Linked DNA regions of Mus musculus: regions 2, 3 and 4 are each linked to region 1. The links are chromatin loops, found by intact Hi-C in ENCODE. Cell type or tissue: left cerebral cortex. All regions are shown on one strand. Links, peaks and the distances in the headings refer to the core of each region. The heading gives the core; the rest is flanking DNA.

Region 1 (7,786 bases), core at 1,401-6,400:
TATTTTCTCCTGAGGAAGACTAATTCTAGCTTCCTCACAGATTAACCAAACAATGGCCTGAGAGATGATCCATTCAGTACTGCCCGACTTTAGAACTCACCAGAGATGTTTTGTGTGTCTCCCAGCCATCCCAGAATATTCAAATTGCTCCTCAGTTTAAATTAACAGACACGGCTTCCAGCAGTCACTCTCCTTGAAGAAGACTGACTCCATGACACTCGGGCAAGGACCTGGTGAAACAATAGGCCCGGCGTGGACAAGACAGACATGGTACACTCTGAGGGCAAGCTGGGGCACTCTTGAATGTCCCTTTCCTCAGGCTGAGGACATGAGGACATTGGTTGAGTTTGTTAAACACAGCAGCAAATGAGCTCGTTTGACTATTTTTGAAAGGTCAAAACGTATGAACCAAATATTGCACATGGATGTTCTGGTTCGTCCATGACCTTTGCCCCCTCGTGTTAAATGTCCAGGATGATGCTCAACGTGTAGCTCTGTGTGTAAGTCAGGTTTTAGTTACTATAAGAAATGACCGAGACCATCACCTTATAAAGAGAAAAGGTTCTCTGTTTAGAGGTTCAACCTTCTAAAGAGTTCAGAGGTTAACCCATGCTTTGGGGCTGTGTAGAAGTGGTTGATCAAGGCAGGTGCACACACTGGAGAAACCCCCTCTCATCTCTTGGCCAGGAAGAAGAGACAACATGAAGAGGGAGTCAGGGTGTGCTATTCCCCTCAAGGTCGACCATACCTTCAGTGATCCAAAGACTGTCCACCCATCATTAACATCAAATATCTCTACCACCTCCTGGTCTACCAGCTTGGGGACTAAGCCTTGGGCACTCAGGACTTTGGGGAACATACAAGATCTAACCCGTGGCAGACTTCAAGTCTTCAAACAGCCAGGTCTGTGAGGGAAGGTCACCAACTGTTTCCACCTCGATCTGCCAAAACTTCTTCATAATCTTAGAGTGACAAGGGAAAAATCAATGTGAGTGGGTGGTAAGAAGTTAGAGGTGGAGGCAGAAGTGTTGCTTCTGGTGCTACCTAGCCTTATATCACAGTTCAGTGAAATCCACGGCTACGTTCTCTCTCCTGTGTCATTTCTATATAGGTTATGAGCCAAAATACGTGCGCGTGTGCGCGGGCACACACACACACACACACACACACACACACACACACTCACCAAGAAGATAGCTGTGACTCTGGTTACAAATGTACTGTGAGCTTTCCTCCCCTCTGTGCAGATGACTATGTATTTTAAACCCCTCCAGTGAGCTATGTTTGGCTTTAAAAAGCTGGTGCTCCAAAAATAAGGCCTGGGCTGACTCACAAGTCCTGTACCCAGAAAAGAGGTGGTTGAGAAGGGGGGTGGTGGTGGCTGAATACAGTGGGAGCCCTGACCCAGGCCTGGCAGTTAAGGGCCTCAAGCTGGAGCCAGCCTTTGATATAGTTCTGTTGAAACACAGCCAGGTTCATCACGTAGGGACTCTCTAAGATAGATTTTTGGGGCTAACATGGCAGCAATTCAGACTGTGTTTAGCCTAAAATGATCAAATTTTATTATGTAACCCTCAGAGTTTGATTATATCTCTTTGCTCTCCTGACATGGGAACATATTTGTGTGTGTGTGTGTGTGTGTGTGTGTGTGTGTGTGTACATGAACTCATTTTAGTACCTTATGATGTAGTTTATAGTTTATGATTTTATTTCCAATTGCCTGATAAGGAAATAACTTCAGACAGACTATATAAGTATATGACCTTTCCATCCCTTGAACCTGTCCAGGATAAACTGGAATTCATAATCCCCAGGGCTTGTCCCTTCAGTTGAAGTTCTTAGACCTGCCTCTGTTGGTCTAGTACTATCCCAAGCCAGAGTTAAAGACCTCTAGAGAGAGAGTAAATCTGAACACATCTCTTGCTTCTGGGGAGGGGGTGTGTGGATCTGAGCTCCCCATTTGTAATATAAATGAGATGCTCTCATTTTAAAAACAGAATCCAAATCATTAACAACTTGAACTTACCACAACGTGTTTCAGTTACTACTGCTTCCCAATACTGCCATATATCCTTATATTAAAACTCCTCTGTGACCCCAGAGAGCCCGGGCAATACACCCTCTTAAAGATACGTGATAGATATGATCTTTAAAGATCATAAGGAGATGGCAGGCTGTCCGGGGGAGGGAAGGCTGCCTCATTCTCTGCTGCTTCTAGCTCTGTTTGTGTCTTTGCGGTTTCCCGGGTTGCCTCACATTGCAGCTGTGTGCTGCTAGGTCCAAACACTTGCTGAAAATCAAAATGCAAGTTTGCTCAGAATCTGGAGGGGGCTTGTGTCTATAAAATAAGGACAAAGAGAAGGCACTTACTTAGTTGGAGAAGACTCTTTTCTTTTTTCTCCCTGTTAATGGAGTGTGCTATTTTTAACTTCCCATCAGCCTGCAAGCGCATGTGCAGTAACTGGCCCAAACACATTTGAATGATGTCTCTGCGTCCCTCTGTGACATGGTGCAGAACCACAGCTCTGCACTTTGCATTTTTATTGTGATGAAGATATTTTATGACAGCATTTGAATCTTAACAAAGATGCCTGAAAATAAGTCATTTCTAGATGACTCGATGAAAGGAAGGTGACCCAGAATAACCTCCTTTCTGGTAACGGGCTGGACTAGGTCTGGGCTCCATGGCAGTGAGGCTAGTGGCTGCCACATTTGGAGCCTGGAGGTATTCACTCTTATCTGTCCTGTGATGCCTGCAACTCTGAGATCCAACCCAGTTCTCTGTAATCTTTTGTCTCTTTCTCCTTTCCTACCCCTGTTGTATCTATTGTCTGTGTCTTGTGTCTATTCATGTGCACATGTACACACACACACACACACACACACACACACACACACACACACCTGCATACTCCAAATTCCAGCCAACAGAAACATAGTTATAAAGATAATTGGAGGACCTGAAACTCTCAGAGAGAGGATTGTGTTGGAATCCAGAGACTCTAGAGGAGGAAACAACCCACAACTTTATGACCAGAGAGCATCTGGATGAAGATGGTCTTACTAGGGGAAGCTAGGTTCATGCCAAGACTTCCTGTAGCCACTGGACCAGAAGAGGGGTTGCTTGGAAGGAGCAGATGCCAACACATTTCCATAGACTTCCCAAACAGAGGGAAGAGAGGTCCCTTGACTTCTATCCCATCCTTCTGTGGTTCATTCTCTAATCAATGACTCCCAGTAGCTGGAACTCAGCAACCTACCAAAAAACTAGAAGACTTGTCTTTTATGGATGGTCTTGAAACACGGACAATTGAAAGGCTCCAGCTGGGTTGATTTAAGAGACAATAGTCAGAACACAAATCAAAACAAAACAAAAGATAAATGAACAAACAAACAAAGGTAACTTTGAGCAATACTCCTTTCTTTCAAACTAAGGCTAAAGCAAGTATCTCTTGTCCTGGGAAGATGCCCTCTTACACATACAACTGCCTCTACAGATGATACAATGTATCCCAGTGAAAACAGGAGAAAACAAAACTGGATCTGAGCAATGGGGAGATGGGGCACAGAGCCAGAGCCACGTGGGCTGTGCTAATGCCTAGGGAACAGACAGATGTATCAGCACAGCTTCCATATGAGCAGCTAGTGGCTTGGGGAAAAGGCTTTACAAAGAAGGGGATAGAATGCTCTAGCTGGCGAGCATAAAACATCATAGAGCAGAAAGGCTAGCCACGTCTGTTCTTTTATATAGAACCCACACGTTAAGCATGCTGCCTAGGCTGGCAGAGACAATCCCACCCACCAAGCTGTATTTAGGACAGCTACATATGTTGCCTGTCTGTGTTGCCCCAGTCCTCATTTGCTTGACCTTGGTTTTCTGATTCCAAAGACTTTGCTTTGATCCCTGCCTCTGGCTCACCTGGCCTGCTGTTCTGAGCAGATTTGGGTTCAGTGTGCATCTGGCCACCACCATCCTGGGATTCTCCACTTAGAGAAGCTCTCTGCTCTTGTTGCTGGGTTTGAACAAAGTTCCTCTGGCTTGGGTTGACACCCACCTGAAGATGTATCTGGGGAACACAGAAGCAGGGGTGCAGTAAAGAAAAGACTTTGCTGAGTGGCTCATTATGTGAGTAGGACTCTATGAGGATCCCATTGTGCCTTTCGTGGGCACAGTTGGGTGATATGGCGTGTCAAAGGCTTAACACGCTCTCTCCTTCACATGCACAGAGGACTCCACATTGATCTCCAGCATGTGCAAGCCGTTATCCAAATCAGCAGTGTCAGAAAAAAGCTGCTGCCACCCCACTCCACCCCACCCCCTTTTCCAATCCATGTCCACTTCCTATGCTCCAAGCATTTCTTTGTTAGTTTGTTACATAAAGACGTTAAATGGGCTGTACCTAGATACTAATTATTCCATTATTGGCTACTATTGTGGCTTCAGAGAATAATTCTTTCTAAGTCCCCCAACTCTATCTATATTTTTAGAAAGACCTAAGATTAATACCTTCTGCACCAGGTTGCAATAAAAAGGGTAGTTCCAGAATGAAATGATATTGTAAATGCTTGGGGGTCCCAATGACCACCAGAGTTACCACCATCAGAACCTCCTAAAATGGGCAGCAGAAATCATCTCCCTACAATTTCCCATAATAACATTACAGCTGGTGTGGGAGATTTTTTATTGCTACTTCATTCCGGACAATAAGAGAGCAGGGTGCCACATTTCATAAACCCTGTTTACCATCAGTCATTCTTAAATCTTCTATTCCGTTTGGGCATGAGTAGACTGTATAAAGACCACTCTTACATCTTTGTAAGATGGCACCAAGCATCTTTGACTCTCTTGTTCCATCCATCACCTTTGTATCCTATGTGTCCCCTATTCTCCAAGACCCATGCACAGGTTTATATTTTGGGTTCCTTAGGTCTCAGGTGTGAACAACTGAGGTGTTGAACGGCCCTCCCCCCATGGGTCTCCTAGAAATTCAGCTTTCTAAAGTTTCTAGGAAGAACCACACCCACATTCTTTAGGATTTTGAAGCAAAGAAAGAAATATTATTCATAAGAAAAATCTCAGCTGTGGCTCATCTTCTAAAATAGTTCTGCCATGCTGTCAGCTGAACTACATGTTGGTCGGCTTCTGGACAAATGCCATTGTTTTATGGTACACTGCTTACCATACAAGACACATGGCCATGCCCCAAGTGAAGGATCAAAAAAAATGCATTTGGGCTGTTAGAATATGAGTCTTGCATCAACACATCATTGTGTCCATTTGTACAATTTCACAGTTTATTGATGATCCAAGTGGCCCTGAACACTCTTGTAAAGAAAATGTAAAAACCCAATTTTTAGGGCAGGTTGAAATGAGTCATGCAAAAAGAAAAGAAGGGAGGGAGAAGGGAGACTCATATCTTTAGTCATGGCCCAGATCTGAGCCAGTAGCTATGAAGTAAACAGGCACATGGCCTGATTCCTGTTGTGGTTCCAGATCCTCTGAGTTACACGGTATGCAGCTTTTTCTCTGTAGATTTTTTTTTTTAATCTTCAAAATAGGGAGAGTTACACCCATTTATAAGATGAAGGTGTGTAGATTAATACACTTAGGCCATCCCTGAGCAGCTCACAAGGAATGTTACATGAGCATTCCCAGGGATCTGTTGTGTGAAATAACATGTGTTTATCCCTCAGGTTTTGTAATAGATGGCAGCTTGTCCTAAAGACAGGTGGCCTGACACTGGGCAAGTGCCATGTTCTTCTCTTCCTCCTCCAACCAGTGTCCCTCTAGTCCTGCCTGTCTGAACTACAGTTTCCAGTGCTGTGATGAAACACCACAACCAAAAGCAAGTTGAGGGTGGAAAAGGTTTATTTGGCTTACACTTCCACATTGTAGTCTATCACTGAAGGAAGCCAAGGCAGGAACTCACAGACAGGGCAGGGACCCAAAGGCAGGAGTTGATGCAGAGGCAATGGAGGATGCTGCTTACTGGCTTGTTTTTCGTAGATTATTCAGCCTGCTTATTATAGAACTCAAGACTACCAGCCCAGGGATGGCACTATACACCTCCCCAATCACTAATTAAGAAAATGTCCTACAGGCTTGCCTAGAGCTGGATCTGACTGAGGCATTTTCTCAGTTGAGAGTCCCTCATTTCAGATGACTTTAGTGTATATTCAGTTGATGTAAAACTGTCCAGTACAACTGACCCCTTGCCAGCTTGACACACAGACACATCACCGTTAAGCCACATTTTTCCTTTTCTTGTTCATCCTCAACATCACATATTGATAAAGATATAACAATATAAAACATTTTACAAACTTAAAATGCCCCATAGCCTTACAAATTCAAACACTTTAAATCTTTAATAAAAATATCTAGTCTCAGTCGGGCATGGTGACACATGCCTTTAATCCCAGCACTCAGGAGGCAGAGGCAAGTGGATCTCTGAGTTCAAGGTCAGTCTGGTCTACAAAATGAGTTTAGGACAGCCAAGGCTCTGAGAAGACAGAGAAATCATGTCTTGAAAAACCAAAATAAATAAATAAATAAATAAATAAATAAATAAACAAATAAATAAATAATAAAAACCTGCCAAAACCCAAAACAACAAACAAACAAACAAACAAATCTCAACTATGGGCTCCTGTAAAATAAAAAATAAGTTAAAGAGTTTACCTCAAGAGGGAAGAACAACCAGGGCACAGTCACAAACTGCACAAAGCAAAACCAAATTCTAACTGTAAATAATTCAATGAGCAATATCTGAAATTCAGTCACAATTTTCTGGGCTCCTTTAGGAAGCATGAGTCACGTCTCCAGCTCTGGCCTTGGTAGCACCCACAGCTTGTCTTCAAGGATATGGCTTCACTTTACAGCTGCTGGTTGTCCCAGTTACTGGTATTTTCAAAATGCTGGGCTCTTCTGCTGCAACTGGGCTGTATTTTCAACTATAGCCTCTCTCCAGGGCTTTCTTCATGGTGTCAAAGCTCAACTTCTCTGTATGATCCCTTCAATTCTAGGCCTTCAGCTGTCACTAAGGCTGCACCTTTACCAAAGGCCTCTTTTGGCCTTACACAGTGTCAAGCCTCAGCTGCTCTCCATGATACCTTCATGCCTTCAAAACCAGTAGCACCTGGGTGACTCTTATATATCAAGTTTGACTGCCAACATGAAGTGCAATCTTGGCCATCTCTGTAGCATAGCTTCTGTGTGCTGACACTCAGTAAACTCTTCCAGAAAATTTCATATCAATGCTGCTGGTCTTTTCTTAATCACTGCCAATGTCTCAATTGAGTATCCCAGAAAGGCAAAGGTTTCAATTTAGTAGTTCTGGTACCTTGTTAAAAATAACTCATTCTTCAGCCCCAGAACCAGGGAATCTTAACTCAAAATAACAAATGTCTCTGATAAAGTCTTTAAACTTCCTCTGAAACGTTACAAGGCAGACCTCCATCTTCTGCACTGCTCTCAAGATTTTAATCTTCCCAGGCTCCTGTAGAACCAGCTCACCAAGCTTTGAACACTCAATAGCTTTCCCACAATCCTCCACAAACAACATGGTCAGGTCTGTCACAGCAATACTCCACTCCACTCATTATCCTGGTACCAACTTGTCTTAGAGTTTCTCTTGCCGCAATGAAACACCATGACCAAAAGCAATGTAGGAAGGAAAGAGTCTATTTGACTTACACTGCCACATTGTAGTCGATCATTGAAGGAAACCAGGACAGGAGCCCAAACAGGGAATATACCTGGAGGCAGGAGTTGATAGAAAAATCT
Region 2 (7,786 bases), core at 1,717-6,716, 470 kb after region 1:
ATGAATTTATGCCCGATAAGCAAATTCACTTTTTGCAGCTTCCAGTACTCACCTTCCTCTCCACAAAAGAATAATGCGTCAGCCTCCAGGTCCCATTACTTACACACAAATCAAAAGTGTGTGGGGGTACAGAGGTGGGGTAGAGGGAGGGTCCAGAAAGGTACAAAAAGCAACATTTAAATTTGCCACAGGTCGATACTATGTTGTATCTCTGCAAATGAGGCAAGGTAGGTGTTAGGAGTGAGGTGGGTGTAAGAGATTGTTGAAAAGATAACAGGAGGACTTGCATAGGCTCTCTGTAAATATCACACTGGTTTCCACAGAGGATTCGAGTAACCACTGGGGTTTCAGGACCCAGTCCCCTGTGGAATGGCAGGGGTGGGCAACACTCCTGACTCTTTTCCACAGATGTTGATTTCACAGATGTTCAAAGAGCATGCTCACGCACCATCATCAAAGCACTGAAGCGAGGGAGTTTGCACGGCAATAAAAGATTCTTGCATGCTTGACACACTCAGCTTCCAAAGCATTTCCACAGCACTATTAAAGGTTGCATTCAGTTTACCACAAAACCCCGTGGTGAAGGCGGGGTTAGGAGTGTGTTGTCATTATTATTTCCGGAGTCTATAGTGGAACCTGGGGCTCAGGGGAGTTCAGTGAGGGAGAGTGACAACTGGCACTTATTAGACTCATATCATCGGATGAAAATCAAACATTGCTGGCTAAGCCTTGTAACCCAAGCTTCTTTATAAGTCACTACACCTGAAAACCCCTATCCCAGAGCTCTGCGTTCTTTAGACATCAGAATACACAATGCAGCACTCAGTGTCTTGGGATCCCAGTTCTCTGTGCTCCCCTCTGGGCTCTGCAGTCCTCCCTGGGACATAAGATAATCCCTCTTCACTCATCCTCTGCTGCTGATACAGGATCAAAGAACATCTCTCAGTCCTCCCATGCAAAAGATCACAATGCCCTTCTGGAATATTTGGGGTTTAAAACGTGCTTGTGATTGCAGGAGACTCCTACACTCTGATGAACATTTAGGGCACCGATCGCTGTAAAGGATACCTGAAGAGGAAGTGCCTTAACTCCTGCTGAGACCCAAGTTTCCCTGTGTGACTAGCAAGGAAGGGCCTTTGAGCCTGTCTTCACTTTTGTGTCTGACTGACACCCCCTCACAGAGAGAGCAAATTGTGATATGTATCCCTCACAGAGATAGCAAGGGAGGGAAGCCCACAGGGTTCCTGTGGTGGGAAGAACACATTAAAAATATTAATAAACATGGATAAATAAATAAATTTTATTTACCCAGGGCTGCAGAATAAATTCCCCAACCTTTACTCCCTAGTTCCAATAAACAGAGTCCAGACCTGGCTCACACTCTTCAGGCTTATGGTGTATGGTTCTGAAAACTCCCCAAGTCCCAGGAGCAAGGATCCTCAAGTGCCATAGCAGGACTGTGGTTGAGTGAGCAGGGTTCTCCTTACCTCATAATGGGCCACCCGCTGGGACTCGGATATCAGCTGTGCGCTGCACACCTTGCAGTAGCTATCTGTAAATAAATCCTGATCGATATCGGAGGACTTCATCAGGCTAAAGGAAAGTCAACAGAAAAAAAAAAAAAAGAAGAAGAAGAAAGGGAGTCGGTTACTCTGATGATAATGAGGAACACTAAATGTGTGAAAAGCCAGGGTCCCAATAGCTGGTGTGCTGATCAACAAAACAGATCTGTCCAACCCCCAATGTTACCATACCAACTAATCTCAATAATGAGGCGTTGATCATTTGCCTATGAAAATCCAACGGAGGTGCTAGAGCCTTAAAAGATAGACTCCATCTTTATTGTTTCTGCTTAAACAAACCAGATTTGTAGGTAGTGTTTTTCTGTGACAAAATAATTAACACGTGTGATATAGATGAACAAAGCTTCGCAAAGTACCCAATTCATGCAACAATAGGAAATAAGCCAAAAGCATTCTGATACATCCTCACCCTAGAGATAAGATGTGGGCTACAAATCTAAATTCAGAAGTGTGCAGACATGTATGCTCATAGCAGAGAACTTGTTTTTAAATATGTGTCATATACTTCCAGAAATGATAGGTCACTGTTTTGTAATAACTTTGTTTTAAAATGTTTCTATAATGGACATTTTTTTTTATCGAGTAACAATTTGTTGCAGAAGCTTTCTCTGCAGCCTAAAATGTGGTTTGAATTCAGTGGCTACACTTTAAAGCAATCACAGCTTGGAACCCAAGGAGATCTTCCCATGCATACTGCCTTCTATGTTTAGGGATTTCAAAATCCATTAAACCATCTTAACCACCTCAAACCACAACTGAATAAGTGGTAAATAAATGCACCCTCTACTTCCAACCTGCCGTGAGAATGTGGCCCAAGTCCTCATGCCTACAGAAGTGATGAGAGACAACAGATAAAGCCTGTGCCAGACTGCATCATAGACAGGCAAGAGAGTCTCCACCTGTGGGCCCACTGTGTGCATGATGGGTTCATCCTACTCTAACACCCTCGCCTTACCTTCTGGACTGTCCAAAACTTCAGTACTGTTCGGTGGTGTGACCTAAATGGTTCCCTTTTCCAAAGAAGCCAGTTCCACCACAGGATTGCTGCTGCCGTGTGGTGTGTGCGAATCACTCCACTTGCTAGGTTTTGGTTTAACTCACAAATATGGAGATTATAGTAGATGTTTTCACTTGTTGAAAAATTGCAGTAAATCAAAGAAGGCAATATCTTAAAAGTGCTAAATATGAAACTTTAATCATATTTTCAAATACCTGGAACAACCAATAATTATTGTAGACTAATGAGCCTTGGAGCTGATGGCGATCTGTACTTTCTGGAAGTATTTGTCCCTAGCAAATGGTTATTTAGCTTGAAGCCCACCTTTTGCTATAGGCTAACGTTTACTCCTCATCATACTCAATGCAATCTGTCTCAGGTCTGCTGCAATCTTCATGTCTTTTGGATTAAACACAAATCTACCCTGTTGTACTTTCCCCTCATTAATTCTGTCTTAGGCCCAACAGAGAATCTTCTGTTTTCACAAGATACCCACACTTGAACTTCTGAAGAAAAATCCTTTATGTCTTGTTCTCAGTCCTGCCCTTCCCCCATAACCTCGTGTCTTGTTTTCAGCATGGTCCATCTTCAAGAGCAGTACCAAGGAAGCAAAGAGGCCCCGGGAATGGTCTAACAGGGAAAAGCAGGCCCTACCAATAGTATAGCCTCGGTTGTAATCTTTATTCTCATCCCAGAATGAAAAATGGTGAAGATAACTTCTGAGTCCGGGGGAAGAAATGCAACAGAACATGAGAACTGTCTAATAGTAAGTGAGAACGTACGTCTTTAAGCCAAGTTCCTGTAAGTGGCTGCACTTAAGGATTATCATCTTCTCTGCTATTTTTAATAAAGAAGTGCATGAAGATAGATTCATGGGTGACCTGCTTAATAAGCATCTCTGCGCGCCCTGCACACTCCTTCCTCATCCTACGGCCAACTGCGGGAATCAGGCACCGTGAAAGGATGTTCAGGTGCAGGCTGGACTAAGCAGAGCGAGTGGGCGTCTGTGTCTCAGGGAAACAGCTGTGTGGCAGAAATAGCTTTAAAGGCAGAACACAGAATGTGTAGACTACCAAAAAAATCCCACAAGAAGAGAAAATATGGCTTTTCCCATCATCTTACGTAAGAATATTGATTTGAGCAAGTGTGCGTGCAATGGAACAGGCAATGAAGACCCTTGTGGGTCTGAGGCATGAGCGAAATACCTGAATACGGTAAGTGCTAGTGGGTGGCCACTGCTGGCCAAGCACCAGGCTGGCCCGAGTGAAGAATGCCTTCTGTGCAGGTCTCTCTAGACAAGGAGAAGATCCCATTCGTGACTCAAAGACTAGAATTCTTGAGATGGAAAGCTACCATCTGGTCCCCGCCTCTGGCTTATCTGAAGAGCTCTCAACTTCCCTGTCCTTCAGAACACAACAGGTAGGAAGAGAGAGAGAAAAGCAGAACAGACTCCCCTTCTTAGCCTTGTCCACTATGCCAGCTGGCCATGTCTCCTATAGCCATTGGGAGAGCAACAGAGCCATGGAGTCCTCCATAGGCAGAGCTACAATGTGAGGACTTCCCATCTGGAATGCATAAGGTCCTTGGGCATTCTGAGTAAAATGACAAGCATAATAGAATGGAAGCATCTAATTTCTTCTAACTGGAAAAAAAAAAAGTTTAATCTTTGCTGCTCAGCCAAGAGCACATATCAAAGGCACATCACAAAGCCATCACCAGGGACTCAAGTGACCTAAATTATTTCCAACATTCACCCAGAATGGTGCCATCCCCAGGAGACCCAGAGCAGAGGAGCAGGCCATATGTGAATCTGGTCGGATGACTTTGCTGTCCTAGGTTCATTCTAGGAGAACCAGGTATATGAAATTGACAGCACAACAGTATAAGAGTTGAATGCAGAATTGGGCAATACATATATATTCAAATTTCATATGAATTCAAAATTCAAATACATGAAATTTGAAAAGCAAGAGTGTGTGTGTGTCCCAGCAGCAGCCCCTCACTGTATATCCCTGGCTGGCCCAGAACTGTCTATGTAGACCAGGATTCCCTTAAATGTGCAAAGCATCTCTACCTCCCAGGTACCGGAATTAAAGGCATGTGCCACTATATAATAGTCACTGTGACACTACTGTGTGAGGAGCAGAGCAATGACAGTAGGCACAATCTTTGGTTCCAAATCCTCAAGGGGCAAGATAATGAGAAATACTGTGCACTAGCACACACACACACACACACACATACACACACACACACACACACACATACATACACACACACTCCAGTCTCTCAGAAAAAGAACTGAAAAAAAAAATTGGTAAAAAGTGCTAGCTTGCTTGAGATGACAAGATAGATTATCAGGGAACTCTCCAAGGAGGTTGGATGAAGACTGAATGATGGATAAGATAAGGATGGAGAGAAACACATCCAAACTCTAAATTGGTTTTTTCCCCTGGCGCGTGCACACACACACACACACACACACGCACACAAGACCTGCTTATCAATGGGCATAAGAATGCATGTGAGGGATTAACTGTGGACATTACAGAGTAAAATGGAAGCAAAGAGAGCTAAAAGATGGATGGAGGAGACCCAGAGGGATGGGGAGACTGTCAGGAGAACCTGACAACAGTCAAGTTCTAAGTGCATCTCAGGGGGCCCAGAGAGGCCTTTCCAGAGCTCTTGGATGCAGCTTTCTTCTGGCCTTCTTAACAGCAGGCTGAAACCATCATGGGCTCCACAAGAAGGACCAATACTGTTCTTTCCTCTCCATGAGTGACAGTGTGAAAAATCAAGGTGACTCAAGAGACCTTGAGAGCCCCGTGAGACTCCTGGGAGGAACAAGCCATTAGCTCCCACTCCAGTTTTGTGGCTCACCAGCCAGGTGTCCAGCCAGCTCAATGCTTTCTGTGCTCTGGTCTCTCCATGTGTGTAAAGGCAAGGGATGAGTCTCACCGGGATGCTGTAAGGATCAGTAGTAGGGTTGGTCAAACATCAGACCAGAGTGGCAGATGGCAGACCCTTAAGAAGTCAATATCCCGATCGTTGTTAGCAGTGTTACCAATTCTGAGGTGGTGCTTTGGGGTTAATACTGTAAATATTTAAGGAGAGAAATAAACAGAACCTCATTGGCAGCTGAGCAGGGATGAAGACCGACCCGGTGTGCTGAAATCATAGTTCCTTTTGACATTCTATGACCTGGACCATCCTCAGACAGCGAAGCACAACTGACAACCCCTCCTGCCAGCTTGGGGCCTGTGAAGACCCCACACTCCAGAAATGTCTACGGTCTATTTTTATCACTGGAAGTACCAAACCTCACTGGGGGAACTTGATTTGAATTTGTCTCCCCCTCTCCAATGTCTGTTCTTCCCCCCAGAGCCTGCTCCCTAGGGGCCACAGGAGGAAGCATACATACTTCAAGGTTTGGCAGCAAGCCATATGCACCAGCAATCTTAGTGCACATCTTATTGCTGTGGCTGATCCAAGATGTCTGAGTAGCCATGCTCCATTGGGGGTGGGGGGCATCAACCTCACCCCAGCTCTCTGAAGAAAGAAGCCCTGACGGTCTTCACTGTGTGGTCATCACTCTACCATTAGCTATGGAGGCCATCCAGGTGGTTAATAAGCCACCTTCCACCTACTTTCTCCTTTCAGTAGCCATTTAAGGCCAGGAATTAAGACTTGTGCCATTCCCAACCTAAGAGCCCCGCAGGTTTGGCTCAGGTCTGCACTGGACGGTTTGCAGGGGAAGGACACCTGGATGTTGGCTCTAAATTTACTTTTTATTCATAGTGCAGATGGATCTGAGTAAGACATTTTGGATTTTTATCAGAGACTTGGGAAACTTAGAAAACATACAGGGTTTGGGTTGGGGACTGGGGAAGGCGGGTATAGGGAGTGAGAAAGAAAGGTGACTGGCCCAGCACACCTTTTAGGGGATTGTTGTTTGTTTGCCTGCAATTATGATGAGGGCAGATGCAAATTTCAGACACAGCTGGCAGCTGTGAAATTATGTACATGTTTGCTTGGGCAGCTGTCCCAAATTTTGTATATTAGAACAAAAGTTTCTATGATTTATCACAACTAAAAGTAAATATTCTAAGTGAAGCCCACCTCTGTCATGCAGCTTCGGTCATGGGAACTTCGCCTTTAGAAGGTTACTCAAGACAGGAGCTGGGTGGCTTAGGAAGGGGCAAGGAAATGTGCTATGGCAGATGGCCTTACGGCCTCAGCCGTCAGTGTCGAGTTTTTCTTTCCATGATGGCCACAGGAAGACCTCACTTTCATAACATGCTCCTCCTGATACTTTGTGTAAAGATGCTTTTCAGTAAAGATTCTCTCAGGAGGGATGTGGCTGGGAGCTGGGAGGCAAGGTGCTGGAGTCCTTGCTCTCCAGGGAGCTTAGCTGTGTGACCTTGGGCAAGTCACCTAACCGCTCTGTGGTTCCATTTCCCTATTGTAAATGGGAGTAATACCTACCTCACAGGGTTGTTTGGGGGATTAATTAGAGAGGAAGTCCGTAAAGCATTTAAAAGGTTCTTAAAGAAGGCGCTATATAAATATAAAATAATATCTATTAAAGTTGAAAAAAAAGAGCCCTGCAGGTGTCACAGAGGCTGCTCTGTGATCTCTCCAAGTCCAGAGAGCCACCATGGCAGCTCCTCTAAGTGCATTCCTAACAGTACGTGATCCTTGCGAACTCTCCTGATCTGGAAGTAAAGATTTTGCCTGGGGCTTCCCCCTACACCAGCCCTTCGGAAAGCCTTATTTTCTCTGTGAAAACACTGAGACTTGGGGCTGACTAACTTGCCTGAAGGTTCCTGAGTCTCCAACATGACAGTCAGTGTTCCAGGCCAAGGATGAGTCTTCTGTCCACAGGGGCATCCCCTAGCTGGGCTGCCTTTCTCCGCTCTCTGTGTGCAGCTTAGTCTATGCCATGGTCCCTCTGTCCAGGACCATTAAAAAAAGTGTTTGAAAGCCCAGGACAGATGAGTTAAGGGGCCATTTCTGACCTCAGTGCCTAGACTTCCCTTTCTTGGCCTGATCAGAGCTATGACTTGCCACCATCTCATAGACGTTCTGCATCCATGTTTATATCCACAAGATTTCAGATATGGACACATGACAACCTTCAGATCAGGTACCCACTACTATTTTCAATTTAGCCTGACCCTTTGAGGAACTATGGCATTCCATGCCC
Region 3 (7,786 bases), core at 1,711-6,710, 160 kb before region 1:
CAAGCAGTGACTTGAACTTGGGTCCATGAAGCTGTAGTCGATACAGGCCTGAGACATGCACATAGCTTTTTTTAAAGCTACTCAACAATCAGATATATATTTTAGAATGTCACACAGACACTTTCAAACCCATAAAACTCTTTAGTTCCTACAACTAGGAGTTAAACTGAAGGCGTGCCTCCTGTGTGGTTCATGTTTTGTTTTCTTGTGCAGGAAATCAAACCCAGGGTCTTGTGCATGCTAAGCATAGTGTATGGTTAGTATTGTTGTTCCTTGGACAAACTATCCTAACCAAAGTGACTCAAGGTTTGGCTCATAGTTCTGGTGCAGTCCATCACAGCAGGGAAGGGAAGTCAGGGTGAGGAAATGGGCTGGTGGCTCAGCTCCATGTCTGGAGTCAGAAGGCAGAGAGCAAGAGCAAAAAGTGATGGAGTTTGGCTAGATTTCATTTTTAACCGTAGACTGAGACCCCCAGTCCACAGAATGGCTCTGCCTGTAGACCGTTAATGTGGATCCTTCTTCCCCAATTAACCTAGTCCACATGATTCCTATCTAAAGCACCAGAGGCTAACCTGGAGCATCTTTCATAGTCCGAGGCTTGTTTCATAAGTGATTCTAGATAATGACCACTTGATAACCATTAACCACCGTGCATATGCTTTGTTCCTTATTCACATCCCCAGCCCCTAACTGACCTTTGTAGTCATCCTTAGAAAAAGAAATATTGCGTAACGTCTTGTTTCCAATTGTGCCTGTGATTCTGTGGTGTGTGTGTGTGTGTGTGTGTGTGTGTGTGTTTGTTTGTATAAAGCTCTTATACAATTTTTCAAAAGGTCAGGACATTTGTCACAAGAGTTACTTCAGAAATTCACAGGTGCCTTGATATATTTAACTATTAAAAATTGGATTGAGTCATTTGGCAGAGGGGACACAGGTACTGTGGCTGTCAGAGGACTCGGGTCTCCTGTCCCGCATGTGGCAGGGACAGATGTGGCCTGCCATGTCTCCCAAGAATAGAATTCAGCTTGCCAGGCTTGGTAGACAGAGGAAGCCTTTACCCTCTAAGCCACCTCACCAGGCCCCTTCAGTTATTGTTTAAGATGTCCCCAATCCAAAGCTCATGCTCTTACCCAGAAAGCTGTGGAAAAAGAGCAGGCTTAGCATAAATCATTCCATTTGTCTTCCAATCTGCTCAAGAGAAGCTTTGCTTGGAGTGCCCTCTCCCACCCCCACCCCCCTCCTCCCCTGCTACTCATTAGCATCAAGGAGTCAGTAGCAACTGAAAACTGCCCCACTTTTGTTTTCTCAACAGACAACAACATCTTGGCTTTGTCAAATGGATTATAATTTCAGGGGAAGGAAAACAAGGCTCTCCAATTAGGTTTGCCATTTGTCTGACACTTTCATTATCCTTGATGCCAGTTCCTACCACATGCTGTCTTACTGTAAGATACCATTTATGTCAAATTAACCTGTGGGAGGGCAGGTAGGCAATGAGAAAACAAAACAACTAAAAACAAAAACTAAACAAAGTAAAAAAAATAAAACACAATACCTCCCCAACTCCCCCAATCTCATCTACTTTTTTACCACCGGGAGTATCAGCAGAGAAACTTAGGCTTGTTAGCGTTTAAATTAAATTTGAGTCTGTGATTGCTGTTTTTGAAATAATATAATACAAAATAGTGACTCTGCATCTGTCCACAGCCACTGATGAGCACTTTGCCTCACAGGCAGATATAAACAAACAGACAAACAAACAAATAAAGTTACTTGGTTTTCAATGGTACCCCACCACAATTTCCTAAGCCTAGGGTCTTACTTCACTAGGATGCTATTAGAAAGAAGACATCCTGGCTTGGTAAACTTCTTTTCCCAGAAAAAAAACAAAAACAAAACAAAACAAAAACAAAAACAAAAACAACAACAACAACAAAACTAACTCTGATCTGGGCCCTAAGGTCTTTTGGCCCTGATCCGGAAACCTGTTTCTCCCAATGTGTTGCAATTAAACACCAGCAGCAGCAGGAAACAAGTCAGACAGAGTGACCCATCCAGCAGGTCCAATTATTCGAGGGTCTCGAGGGGACCTTCTCCTAAGAACCAAATGGGAGGAGGGAGAGACAAACACCAAGTGCAGGAACAACACTTAAGCAGTCTGAGTAGCATCAAGGTGTCTCTGTATTCAGCAAGGCTCAAGGCTTAAATGCACAAGCAAAAAGGGGAAGTACTTCTCAGCAGGAGGAATGGGGCAGCGGAAATGCACAAGCAAAGGAGGAAGTACTTCTCAGCAGGAGGGATGGGGCAGCGGAAATTTTTCTTTTGGCAATTACACGAGGAAGCAGGAACTTGGTGGTATCAGGGTACATCTTGTGGTCAGGACATCTGGCGCACTGACTTAGGGCTGGAACATTCTGTGGTTGTTCTCGGAACGGTGTGTCGGTGGCCTGCTTTTGACCCCTTTTCTTCTCTGGGGGAGAGGCCCAATTCGGAGATCAAGACAATAGAGTTGTCTTAATAGCTTCCAACAACAGAGGAAGCTGGGACAGACGGCTTCGTCATCTTTCTTGCCATTGTGGAACTTTCTTCATTGACTATAAATAAAGTTATAGACATCAGAATCAAGTTGCGGTGGGCTGAAGGTCAGTGACAGAGGCCACCTAGCATGTTTTATTACCAGCACCCAAACAAACACACAAACCAAAACTTCAACTCCAAATTGACTAAAACAATACATCCAAGACACATTAACTACAAAAAAGCCTAGGTGAGAGATATAGGAAAACACGCTAGGACGTAAGAGTGGGATGTGAGTGTTTAGGTGAGATACAGAAACAGGAAATAAAAGCAAAGGCAGAAAAATAGGCATTCACTAACATAAAAAAATAAAAATAAAAATAAAAATAAAGCCATGAGGCAAAGAAGCAGTCACTGAGTAGAGACTGAGCCCAGAATGACGCATCACTAATCACAGGCAAATTCAGATCAAAGTCACAATGAGATATTGTCATGGGTATCTAGGAGCTGGACAGATCCTGGACGGGCAGACACACAGGGAAAGGAACCATGGGCAGATAATAAAGATGATAAATTTTCTAGCCTTCCCCTCTTAACCCAAGACAAAAGCCTGGTGGGCTTTTCCTCCTGCTGGCGATATCCCTCTTTGGGCTGACCAGTTCAGACTGGTCAGTATGCTCAAGGTTGGTCCTGTATTTGTGTACCTGAAAGTGTTGGACTATTGGCTCAATTTTTCTTTGTCTAAGTTGATCAGAACAAAATTAGGGGGGAAGGGGACCTGTCCCAGGCCACCAGAACCATTGAAAAACCCCAGCCCTTTGAGGAAAAACCTGCACTGATCCCTGATTCTCCTCTGTGCTGTGTGAGAATTCTCTCTCTCTATGCTTCTGTCTGCCTTAACTTCTGATGGATTTTGTTATCTGTTCCTGCCTGCTCTGGCTGAGGTATTTTTCCTGCCTTTTAATTTTTTAATTAGCGGAGAAGGCAAACACAATTAAGGTCCCCAGACAGTAACTCTGTCGCTCCAGGTAGGCCGGTGGGAGCCTAAAGGTGAAGATAGCAGGTGAAGACAAGGACGTGGAAAACTTAGCTCATTAGCACTGGTTAACAGGAAAGAGTATTGGGGTTCCTCAAAAAATTAGAATGCACCAAGTAACATTATGTAACCCATGGGCACTATATTAGTGATATGTTTTATTTGTCTTAGATTTAGAATATTTCTTGAGTTTATTTGCAAATGTTTTACTTAAAACTTTCAAATCGCAAGATCTGGATATTATAATGGGATGTTTCACATTTAAAGACACTTCACAAACATTATCTCCAGTCCCACTCTCGATTGTGGGATGGTGGCTTTGGGACTGTGCACCATTTTCCTGAGCATCCTCTGGGTAAAAGATTTGTTTATTATGGGTAGTACAATGCTAACATTTGAGGATCTTTAGATTTGTTGACTCAGTTAAGAGACATTATTCAAGGGCACCTGAAGAAGTAAGCATGGGGATTAGTTCACAAAGGGATCAAAAGCCGGATGTTGCTGTGGAATTCTTGGGAGCTTTATGGCTGGGTAAATAGCATACAATACCAAAAAGATTGGGAAAAATTGCAATCGTCTGGGTCTGTAAATGTTAAAGAGTATACAAAATGTAAAACCAGACACCCCTAGATTCCTAAAGTGGCCAAGTGGGAGTCCCAGTGCTAGGATTGGGTTATCTTTTCAGAAGTTGTTGGTCACAGAGACCCTAAAGGGCCCTCAAACAATGAGTTAAAGCCATTGCTGTTGGTTGCTTCCCATGAATGAATGGTAACACCTTATTGCTGAAGAGGTTGCATGCTTTGGCTGCTGAGACTTGGGGAAACAAGGATAGAGATGGCTCAGAGGCATCTCCTCTCTGGGAGCTAACCAGAAGTTGCTACTAAGGATGCTGTGGAGAATTAAGCCACTACATCTTACTCAGCTGTGGATCCTCCGGGCTTTCTAAAGTGCCAGGAAAGATACACCAATCAGTGTAATAGTGGCTCAAATATCCTTGGATGCAACCAACTTTCTGATTGGACTTCAGAATCATTTCATGAGCCAGGGCAGGGGTTGGGGTAGGGAATTCAATAGAACTATGAACTTAGAGAAAAGCCCATGACCAGGGAAGTCATAGACGCCAGTGGAGAAGCAACTGCTAATGATTGGTTAGGTGGTGCACCAGCCAAAGTGCCTGCCTCCCCACACACCAGAGACAGACCACTAGGGGGCTCCATCTTTATGCAGCTCTTATTCCTGTTGGGTAAAGCTTTCTAGAGGTGTCTGATTTTGGGAAGACTGCCCAACCCTCACCCTCTGTAAGGAAGCCCAGTAAATTCATGGGTTCCCCTGAGTGAACTGTGGTGGAATGGTACCTCATTTCATTCTTGAGACTTTAGGAGACAGGGTGGGTGTTGCTTACTGTCTCCCTAAGGGCAGGAATTTCAGCAACACTCCTGTTGATGATGCTCATTGTCTCAACACATTTATATTCTGTGATACAGCATGCACCTGCGCTTTTAAATCGCCGTTTTAAGGAGACTAAAGCTAAAGACTTAAAAAAAAACTTGCAGTTTATGCTAAGCATTAAACGTTCAAAACTGTGTTAAAAGTTACAGAAACAGTGGTGGGAATTACAAGAAGTCAGGAGTCTCTGAAACCTCAGACTATATGTTAGGCGACAGAACTAAGATGAGCAAAGACGATTAGCTCCCAATTTTCTAATCTGCACTGAATTTGCCCATGACAGAAGGGTCTTGTTGAAGGTGAAGAGTCTGAAGCTTCAGTGTCCTCAAGTAGTGGAATAATAGCAGTTGAAAAGGACAGCAGAAGGCTGTGCAGGAAGGGAGCAGGGAGGCACAGGAATGCATACAGAAGAGTTTGGCATTGACACGACTAACATCAGAGAAAATGAGAAGCATGGGGGACAGAGGAGCTATGTCTCACCAGAGTGACAAGAACATAACAGCGTCTCAATATTTACTACATTTTAAAGAATACTCAAGTCAAGAGCAGGAAAAAAAAAAAAACCTCACTAAAGTTGATAACTGAATAGACAAATGGGTGTTGTGTATGCCACAGTTAAAATTGTCTTGAGGAAAAAGCCAGATGTAACTTATTAATCTTTTAAATAACTCCAATAAAACCATCCTGAAAATTGGGCTGAGATATACATGTTTTAGAGTCACCATTTTAGGCACAGCTCGTGTGTGGTATGTTCTTAATTGCCCAGCCATCACTAATATTGGAGTCTAATGCATTTTGATTCGACAAGCCAATCACATCCGTATTCCATCCCTTAACACCCACCAGTCTAAGCAACATGTGGACTTCAGGTCACTTATATATCCCTCTTTAAGGCCTTTCCCAGAAAGGACTCACAAGTGTGGTGTGTGGTTGAATTAGCACCACATGTATCGTGTTCAGGGTTTGTTAGCACGGCATGTGGATTGGCTCTTCAGTCCCTCCCTGTTTCTGAATAACTGTCCTCTATCTGGATATCCACCTGTCATTTGTTCCTTCACCCACTGATGGACATATAAGTAGTTTCTGCCTGATGCTAACTCGGTGTTTAATAACCCTCGCTGTGGGGAGCAGATGAAGTCCTGAGTGACGTGTCTTGTTGCCATGAGCAAGGCCATTCCAAACACCCCAGTGTCTCAGACCCATGGGAATGGCAAGGCCTGGCCTAGATCAGACTCATAGGAATGGCAAGTCCTTCCACTGGTCAGAGTGTGGGTATAGACACTATGCAAAAAGTATCAACCAGAGCTTCCTCCTCCAGGATGGCAGCAGCCTGAGACTTCTTCCTTAGCATGATCCCCTACCAAGATTAGCTAACTCCATCCTTATTCAGCTGTATGTAACACCCCCCCACACATACACACACACCTCATTTAGCACCGGGGAAACCCAGTGTATAGTGAGTGCACCGAGTCACTGGGATGCTGGTGTGTCTCTATCAGAGGGAACAACCCATCAAATCTCAGCTTTCCCATACCTGTGTCCATCAGACTTAATTCTTCATCACCGAGTCAGGCCAATCCCTAAACCCATGCAGGTGGGCAGCGTGATACATCTTTCTACTTTTCTCACTCTGGTGGGTGTGGAGTGGATGCTCTTGTTGCATTTCCTTGGAAACGGAGCCTGTCTAGCATCAACTTCTTTATTTGTATTTCTTTGGAGACTTAGCCTGTCTAGCATCTTTTTGTGAGTTTATCGAACACTTGACTATATCCTTGAGGCTACTGTATATCCAATTCTTTCATCCACTTTTAATTAGTTTATTTGGGTTGAACTTTAAAATCTCTTTCTATTTCTGGATTCAGATACCTTATTGAGTATAATGACCTATCCTGCTTCTCATTCTTTGTGGTTATTTTCTGTTTTGTTTTCTTTATCTCCCCATACATCAAACTCATGATCCCCCTGCCTCAGCCTCCTGAGTGCTAATGACTACAGGTGTGCATCCAAATGCAAGACTCTCCCAGACACATTAATTGTTTGACATATAAATGTTCCTTTCTGCAGTGAAATATACTGATCTTTTTTTGGTCACTTGTGGCTTGGAGTTGTATTTAAAACTTCGTGTCTACCTAAAGTCACAACATCTTCCCTGCATTTTTTTCCAGGACTTTTTATAGCCTTAACGCTTGCATGTGGGCTATATGACTCATCCTGAGTTAATATTTTAGTACAGTGCAAGACAGAGAAGTCTGTCTTTGTTCTTTTGCATATACATACACAATCATCTCTGACCATTTGTGAAAAGGATAATTCCACATCCACTAAATAGTCATGGAAACTTTGTCGAAATCAATTGACCATGATAAAACGTTCATTTGTCTGTTTGTCTTCTGCTTGGACTCACCCTCCTTTAGTTGTGATGAGGAAACAACCCAGTGCCTTCAACATGGTAGTCAAGGGCTCTACCACTGGGGCATAGCCTCAGTCCCTTATTCTATTCCTCACCACTGATCTGTAATGTCATAGTGATATTCAAAGAGGGAGGAAGGAGAACCAGGGCCATGATCTTTTTCACATTGGTTTTACTGTTCTAGACACACTTCATTCCCATCCCAGGATCAGCCTTTAACTCCTGCTTAAAATATGGATGATATTGAATTTGTTGATCAATGTGTTAATCTGGGTTTCCCCAGACACAGTGTCTATGTACTGCACACTTAGGTCAAGGAACTGACTCTCTCAGTTTTAGAGAATGACAAGTCCCTTCTCTGTAGACTGAGCAACCCA
Region 4 (7,786 bases), core at 1,836-6,835, 210 kb after region 1:
CAAGAAGCAATAATATTTGATTCTGAATTATTTTGTCCACTTCCTGGCTTGAACATCCACCAGTCAAACCCATCTTCTCTGTCCTTCTCCAACATACACACGCAAATGATCTTATCTAAAAGTTCTACTACATATCTACCACATGGCTCACCCATCCACTCATTGCATGGCTCCGTAGTCACTATGAATATCTGAGGAGGGTGAGGGGCAGACCTCGGCCAAAATGAGAGCAGAGACAGAGATGGCTTTGAAGGCAGACTTTGTAGTTCACTGGTCCCTGCACTGTGTGCACTGCCTCCAGGACACCCCAGGGAGGAACCTCCTTGGGATTATCAGCCCCGTGTCTTCACATGTCACCTGAGTATGGAAATTTATAAAGCAGGAAGCTTTCCTTTATTTGTAGAAATTAAGGAAGAAATTAGTGAAAGAAAGCAGACTCATATGCAGTTTGGAAGACTCAGAGAGGAAAAGGCTTAGTATCTTGTCCTCTAGCAATTTGATAGTGAAGATGAAACAAAGGACAGTAAATGATGCGTGTTAGTTTCGCTGCAAAACTAGCTGTCCTACTGTGTGAAATCTCTTTCTTCTGGTCAGCTTTCTTCTCCGGATGATATCAAGCCTTACCTTCCCCTCCCCTCCACACACACTAGTGTTGTACTCCTGGAGAAATTGTAATTCTGTGGAGTCCACTGTGAGGTTCAGTTGTCTGAGAGCAGAAAGGAGGGGAAAGAGTATCTGATCATGAGCTGAACAAGGAGGACATCAATGGATATGCCAAAGTGGAATGGGAGATCCCTCAAGCCTCATGCCTGCATGGAGAACTATAGGAAAATAAGGAACACTGGAGAAATAGTCTTTCCCAGGGAACAGTACACCAGGTGATTATCTAGCATCAGAGTGATCAACCCAGAAAACACAGACACCATTAACATTGTACAGACTGAGCAGGTTATATTTAGAAACATACATGCATTACATACCCATAAGTATGCAATAACAATTTAAAAAAGGAAGAAATGGATTTGAAATAAAGCAAGGATGGGTATTTGGATGGGTTTGGAGGGAAGAAATGGAAGGAAGAAATGATATAATTACATTATAATCCAAAAACTAAGAGAAAAATATTTTGTTTGTTTTTAAAGAGGAATTTTTTTTCTCTCTCTCTTCTGCCAGGACTTCAGCAGAGGATTACAAGCTATATGTACCCACTGGATACTTGAGAATCATGTGGGTGTTCTCAAAACAGGAGTGTCTATGTCTTACAGATGGCTGAGGTTCAGTAAATCTATACTGGAACCTTGAAATCACTATTATTAGAAGTCTACAAATTTGGGAGCAAAACACCTTTTCTCTTCCATAACCCAATGGTCTGTGTTCAGTTGTGCTATCTTTGACAAGCAGAATTACTCCTCTGCCTTCTCTAACCCCACCCGTGGCCAGGAACATCCTCCCTCTGGGGGCACCTGCTTGAGCTCAGCTGAGTTCAGTTCAATCCTGACCCCGCTCAGTCCACTCAGACAGTGCTTCACAGTGCAAAGGGTGCTCACGTTCACTGTGGCATCTCCACTACTACCCTTGGGTGGGGGGGGTTGCCTGTGCTCTGATTCCCTTATGAAAGAATGACTCTGCCTACAGGGTCTGTGGCCGCATCAGTGCCAAGAACAGTCAACACTCTTTGGAGCGTCAATGTTTAAAGCTCTCAAAAGGGTGTGTGCGGCACTCCTGACACTCTGAAATCCATACTTGCATCAAACCCCTTCTCGGTCCATTCTCCCAAATGTCTTCCGTAATGATTTCTGCTGAGACAAACCTTCGCCCCCTCTGCGCGTGTACTTGGCCTAACTGTCAATGGATGTCCCACTCAGCTTCCATCTCTGTGAATTCTATCTAGTCCTCTTAGGGGCAGCATATATACTTCAAGTTCTGTGTCCATTGTAACAGGTTAGTACCGGCTTCCTGGTGAGCTCTGAAAAGATTCTGACCCTCCCTTGAGACAGTAAGTTGGCATTTTCTGAAGGCAAGTTGTTTCATAGTGAGGGGAGGGGACCAAGTTCCATGCAATTGGTAACTGTGCCCCTGTCTCAATGTGTTGGAATCAATACCTCAAAAGTCAGGGTTAGGACTTTTGTATGTGTGGCCAGACTAGAGACATGAGCGAATGTCTGGATTTAAGGTTGTAGGCAGCAAGCTCAGTGGACCAGTGGTAAAGAAAAGGGAGAGGCCCAGGAAATGAAGGCTGCATTAGTACTGCTGGACATCAATTCCTGCCCATGGCTCTATGGCTTCAGGAACTACACTAAGAACATCTCTGCTAGATGATACTTCCATCTTCACAGGGCAGGAAGGCTGTATCTTAGACCATGTACAACAAGAACGCAAGGGGAGTCCAGCCTCTCCTGTAGCTCACCAAGGCGAGAGGTGCTGCGACAGAGCGAGCCCCCAGGTCTTCCATGTGATTGCCACTTCCCCCTCAGCGTCACTGCCTCTTGTTCTCCCCTAAACTCCATTCTTCCTCCCAACTGCTGACAGCCCAAGAGCCAGAAAATGAACCTCCTACAGATGGCCTAGCCCAAACTGCCTGAGATCTGAGCCCTGTAACAAACACTTTACATCAAGTACAATGGCTTCCTTCCCCTTTCAGTCAAAGGCTGACCAGCATGAAACTTGAAGTATCAAAAGAAAGCTCTCTAAAAAGGATGAAGGAGTTTTTGTTAGATGTCATCTTCAAAACCCCTTATGAATATCATTTTGCAGATGGGAAAACAATGGTTCAAAGACATTAAATTCATAGAACTAATAAACAGAAGAGTCTAGATCTGGATTTACTTCTCATTTCAAAGTCAGTGACTTTGATATCCAAGGCTTTAAAAAATGAGAGGGAATGGAGGGGAAGGCACCCTACTTAAAATAACAACAGCAAAACCTACAAACCAAAAAACAACAGCAATAAACATATACATATATATCTTTATACATATAAACACACTCACGTACACACATAATGTAATTGGTCAAATGGTGGGAATAAGTTGACTGTGAGTGCTCACCCTTAAATGAGACATCTATGTCAATGCAACCCTCTTCCCACAAAGCTCCAAGAACCTCAAGGAAGGCTAGGCTGAAGGAATGGCAGAGCAGGAAGGTGGTGGAAGGGGGAGCTGTGAGATGCTGTTGCTTAGGCCTGGCAGAGCTGTTATACTCATGAACCATAAACCTGCAGCAGCTTTGCTTGCCTATTCAAGATGTGTGCAATACCAAACCTGCAAAAAATTCCATCATGAATGAGGGAGAGGCTCATGAGTCCTTATCTTTAGTCAGGAGCCTTTGGCAGTTGACAGCTGTTGAGGAAGTGTCAGTTTTCTTTGGGGAGGTGACCACTGTTAAGTTGCCCACACTCCTGTGGATAGCTGCCTCCACATCACACCCATTTGTATATGAGCTGCGCTAATCATACTCAGTGGGTTTGCAAAATGCAGAAACAAAAATCAAAGGGGGCATAAAATTAGGGAAGCATGGAGGAGCTGGAGGGGAGGGAATGGGGAGTGGATATGACCGACATTCATTGTGAATATGTATGAGACTTTCAAGTAATGAATTAAAAGTATATAGAAATACATTGATTTGAGATGGTTATGTGAGGGAAATAAAACTGAGTGTCTGATTGTGGTGAGGGTTTCAGGTCTAGAGCAACTGTCAGTTCTCGAGCACATCCCAAGCACTGAGTGTAAGGACTCAGGTAACAGACCCGTTTCCCCACAAGAATTGGGAAGCCGTGCAAGGAAAGCATGGGTCTTGCTTGTTCACTCTTGCATCCAATCTTAGGCTTCCACAATGAAAATCGCTCCTCTCTATTAATAAAAATGGGTCACATCTACAAAATCTCACTACCACCAGGCTTTTCCATAACCCAGATCAGAGCGTAGTGTAGGCTGCTCTTCCACAGTTGAGACACTCAGCACCACAGAGAGCATCCAAATGCCTTCTGAATGCAACCCATTGCCTGCAGGCATAGACTACAGGGTACCAAACAGCTAATTAAACAAAGTACACACACACTTTCTAAAACAGTCCTTTCCCTGTTTGAACAGTGAATATGCAGAGCTTTGAAGACTGAAACAGCAAGGAAATGGCTTACCATCTTCAAAAGCTGTTTCCAAACAAACAGAGCCCAAAGAAGGAGTACGTTCCCAGCAATTAAAAGACAATTTGAGCCATGTTGGATGCCTGGCCCACGCAGGGGCTGGGAAGTAAGTTGTCATCAGTGAAAATTCAGAAGCGACAGAGCAGTTTAACCTACATGCTTGCACCCTAGAGGATAGTGTAGATATTCCACAGGGCAAAGGTCGCTAATAAGCTTTGCTGATTTGAAGACATCCACCTCAGCTGAGCCTTGATTCAGTTGTAAAGGTGAACCTTCATCACTCTTTTATTATTCTTGGCAACTTACATGAAAAGCAGAGACTTGAACCCCTTTGCTTTAGTTTGGGGGATCTGATTGCATCCAAGGCAGACACAGATAGGCTGTCTTGATCTACCCATTTGAACTGTACTGAAACGATTTTTACCCACCTGTTAAATAACAAATGTGGGAAATGCTTTCTCTCCTGATGTTGAAGTGATCTAAATGGAACTGGCTAGGACATGGGATGTCCCACTGTATAGGCGGCTATGACTAAGTCGGCCATCTTGTTCCTTATCTTCTCCTTCTGCTCCACGGCATCTACCACAAAGTCAGCACACATGTCATGTCCATTTTCCTTCTGCTCTGTGGTATCCATGAGCAAGTCAGCATGTGTGTCCTTTCTCTTCTCCTGCTACTCTATGGGTTCTATAATAGCCAGCATGCATGGCCCTTCTCCCTCTCTTTGCTATTGCCCTTCAAAGCAGTTCATTTCTTCCCAGCAACTCCTGTGATTTCCTCAAAATGTATCAATAGTAGTGACACACCCACAGCTGTCAATAAACAGTGACGCATGCCTTTAGCTTTATTGCCTGAGATCCCAGTAACGAGTCCTAACAAACCTTCATCCATGATTGCTTCAGAGCTGTTCATGTCCAAAGGCTTTGAGCATCACTGGAAGAGACTTGCAAAATATGGGCAAAAAAAAAAACATGGCCCAATAAGAGTCAGAGGTAAAAAGACAAGAGCAAAACTCCCTAATTGCCAATGATTCTTTACAGTCACTCTGACTTGACAGCATACCATGCTGTCACCTCTGTCTCTTGCCCTCTGTCACTCATGCAGACTGGCTAGCCATCCAATTATCTTTGCTGTTCTTATAGTTCATTTTCTGAGCCTTTCCTGATCTCTGGTTCTAAAAGTGTCCCAAGTAGCCAGCCAGTTGGTTCTATGTCAAGTCCCAGATATGTGCTGGCTCCCTAAGCAAATGATCTCCTAATAGAACTACTCCGAATTTAAAAGTCTTCAACAACAAAAATCACCTTTAAAGGTGGTGCTGCAGCTTTGGGGATTTATAGAAATTCTTCTGAGACTGTGGACCTTAGATCACCAAGCCCAAGCCCACCTGGCTCTATATTCCTGGAGGCTTCCTGCCGACAAGTGACAGTTGATGCCCCACTGTGACTTTCCTTATGGACATTTGACAGGAGCCTCCTAATTAAAAAATAAACTATCCCAAAAGCTTCACCTATTTATAGTTTCACACTCCATTGCCTCAGATGGAAAGAAGCAGGATTCACAGGCTGAACAGGGGACCTACTGCTTTTAGAAACCAAACATCCTGTGTCAAGACTAGAAGATGAAGGTCTCAACAATCCTGAGCAACCCTAGGCCTCAGACATGGGGGAGAGGAGGAAATGACAAGACATCTACTCATCATTTTTAGAGAAAGAAATTGATACATCTGTTGCCATTCTATACTTACCATTTAATTATGATGTGTCTTTGTTCCCTAATCTACAAAACAGAGGTGAAATTACAACTGTTCAGAGCTCATATTAGAATTAAATGAATTAATATAAATAATGTGATGCAGGAGAAACAAGCAGCTCAATTAATGTAAATTATAATAAATTGTTGCATTTTGTTTAAATTAATTATTTTTTCTTAGTTTACAGAAAACTAGGCTTCATTATAGCATTTTTGAAACAATTTTTTTTCTCCACATACTTTCTTCTCATCCTTTTCCATCTCTTGTGCTCTCCCACCCTCAACCTTTCTACATTAATGTATTATGAGACCCTTTGCCTTCCCTGCATTTCTGGGCACTCTTGTTCCTTTCCCATAAGAGTTCAGAGTCTACAGCCATCCTATAATCCCTCATTTACACACATACAAACAGACTGTGGCTGATTTTACTCATGATGAGCTTATGCTCTGAACAAAACTGAAGACTCCACTGTTGAGTGGGAACCTTCATAATAATGCCATGGTCTAGAAAGAAGGCTCACTTTGCCACCAGCACATACAAGGCATCCTGGCAGGCTTCTTCCTCCACATCCTCCACAGAGGCTACTTATTCCATCTTTGACAGGTCACATGACTCCTTAGGTACTCATCAGCCTATACGTTTGCTTAACTTAGAGCTGAATGGAAAGTGATCTGTACTCTGCATTGAAAATGTTTTGAAAACACTGTGAGAAAAAAAAAATAAGATGAACTACTTCTGGCAATGTTCCTGACATCATGGGTCTCAATGTCTTTTGCTCTTCTTTGTTTGTTTTGTTTTAAATTCTGTGTCTGTGGCTACTGAATTATATAATTATCTAAGCTTGTACGTCAACAAGTAGAATGGTATGCTGAAATTAGTATTGAGAGTTGAAAGTTTAAAGGGCTTTTTTTTTTCACTCTTAAAGAGCACATGCAAGAGCTTATCTGAAGAATTGTTCTTTGTGTATTTGAGGTTTCATTCCTTTCATCAATAGTCTCTGCTGACAATGTCATTTGCTCTCTCGGGTCATTGTAAATGCCAACTTCTTAACAGACTCTGATGTGTCCAGTGGGAAGGAAGGGTTCGTATCCTCCTTTATCAATGCTCAGAAGCCTTTCAAACTTAAGCACATATGTTTGCGGATCAGCCTACACCCAAGGTCTGCAGTTAAACAGGGCAACCTTGCCTCCGCCTTCAGACTTTCCACAAAGGAATGGGAGAGATGAATGGTAGGACCCAGAGCAATGGAGTGAAACGTTGGCATTGGGACCAGTTAACTGGGGTATAAATCTCGTCTGCTCACCTGTGCTCTCTTTGGGCAAGGTCACTTAATACACACCCCAGCTCTCTGTATGCATGTGCACACGTACTAAGGAAAATATAAACTACCAGGATGAGGTAGTTATTTTAGGATTCAAGACTATTGTCTATGTAAATGCAAGTGTATGGGTATGATGATAGATAAATGAAGGGGTAGACACATTTCCCCTAAAGTAATAGTCCAGTATTGACTAACTCATTGATATACACTGAAGTTGGCAGCATGCTTTTATATGTAATAACTTACCAAATTATAGTGTCAGAAAATGATGGGAAAGGGGTGAGACTTTATAGAAGGTAACCACTCCAACACACTGTGTACACATGCACACAATGAACCAACATGGGAAAGTTCAGCAATTTTCAGGTCACTTGGTACCTTTGACTCTTCAGCTGTCTATTTGAGAGGAAAACACTGGGCTGACACAGGAACAGGGTTCCTTTTATCACTATGCTAAGGACTGTCCAAAAATAAAATGTGTGTCTAAGTCTCAGTGGGTCACATGTAGCCAGGATAGCTGTGGATGTGTCCTAACACAAAGCAATAGAGTTAGGACAGTAAAAGACTTTTTTTT

Evidence for each region. Hi-C counts contacts between places; a loop is a spot of excess contacts. Peaks named below come from ENCODE experiments on the same cell type or tissue, not always from the same donor. Only the 100,000 strongest peaks of a DNase experiment are listed, where the experiment ranks them.
Region 2: it touches region 1 in a loop (3-fold over the local background); 2 of 42 quality-filtered maps call a loop at or near these places.
Region 3: a loop joins it to region 1, with 2.9 times the contacts of the local background. A loop is called at or near these places in 2 of 42 quality-filtered maps.
Region 4: it touches region 1 in a loop (2.6-fold over the local background); 2 of 42 quality-filtered maps call a loop at or near these places.

The regions. Positions count from the first base shown.
Region 1 is chr8:24,210,373-24,218,158 of GRCm38, reverse strand. No RefSeq gene overlaps it. Among named protein-coding and RNA genes, the nearest start is that of Gm30633, 170 kb to the left of the region's middle. In left cerebral cortex, for the core only: no CTCF peak of the experiment used is centred there; DNase peaks (open chromatin) are centred at 2,421, 3,662, 5,174, 5,417 and 1 more place; H3K27ac peaks cover 4,732 bases.
Region 2 is chr8:23,742,207-23,749,992 of GRCm38, reverse strand. It overlaps Zmat4 (zinc finger, matrin type 4), which reads right to left. Exons shown (of 7, transcript NM_177086.4): 2 at 1,488-1,593. The coding sequence starts at 1,589. Among named protein-coding and RNA genes, the nearest start is that of Zmat4, 76 kb to the right of the region's middle. In left cerebral cortex, for the core only: no CTCF peak of the experiment used is centred there; DNase peaks (open chromatin) are centred at 3,634 and 3,871; H3K27ac peaks cover 1,500 bases.
Region 3 is chr8:24,371,673-24,379,458 of GRCm38, reverse strand. No RefSeq gene overlaps it. Among named protein-coding and RNA genes, the nearest start is that of Gm30633, 6.6 kb to the left of the region's middle. In left cerebral cortex, for the core only: a CTCF peak has its summit at 4,758 (motif pointing right); DNase peaks (open chromatin) are centred at 4,758 and 6,624.
Region 4 is chr8:23,998,113-24,005,898 of GRCm38, reverse strand. The region is part of intron 5 of Zmat4 (zinc finger, matrin type 4); the gene reads right to left. Among named protein-coding and RNA genes, the nearest start is that of Gm51564, 43 kb to the left of the region's middle. In left cerebral cortex, for the core only: no CTCF peak of the experiment used is centred there; DNase peaks (open chromatin) are centred at 3,301 and 4,043.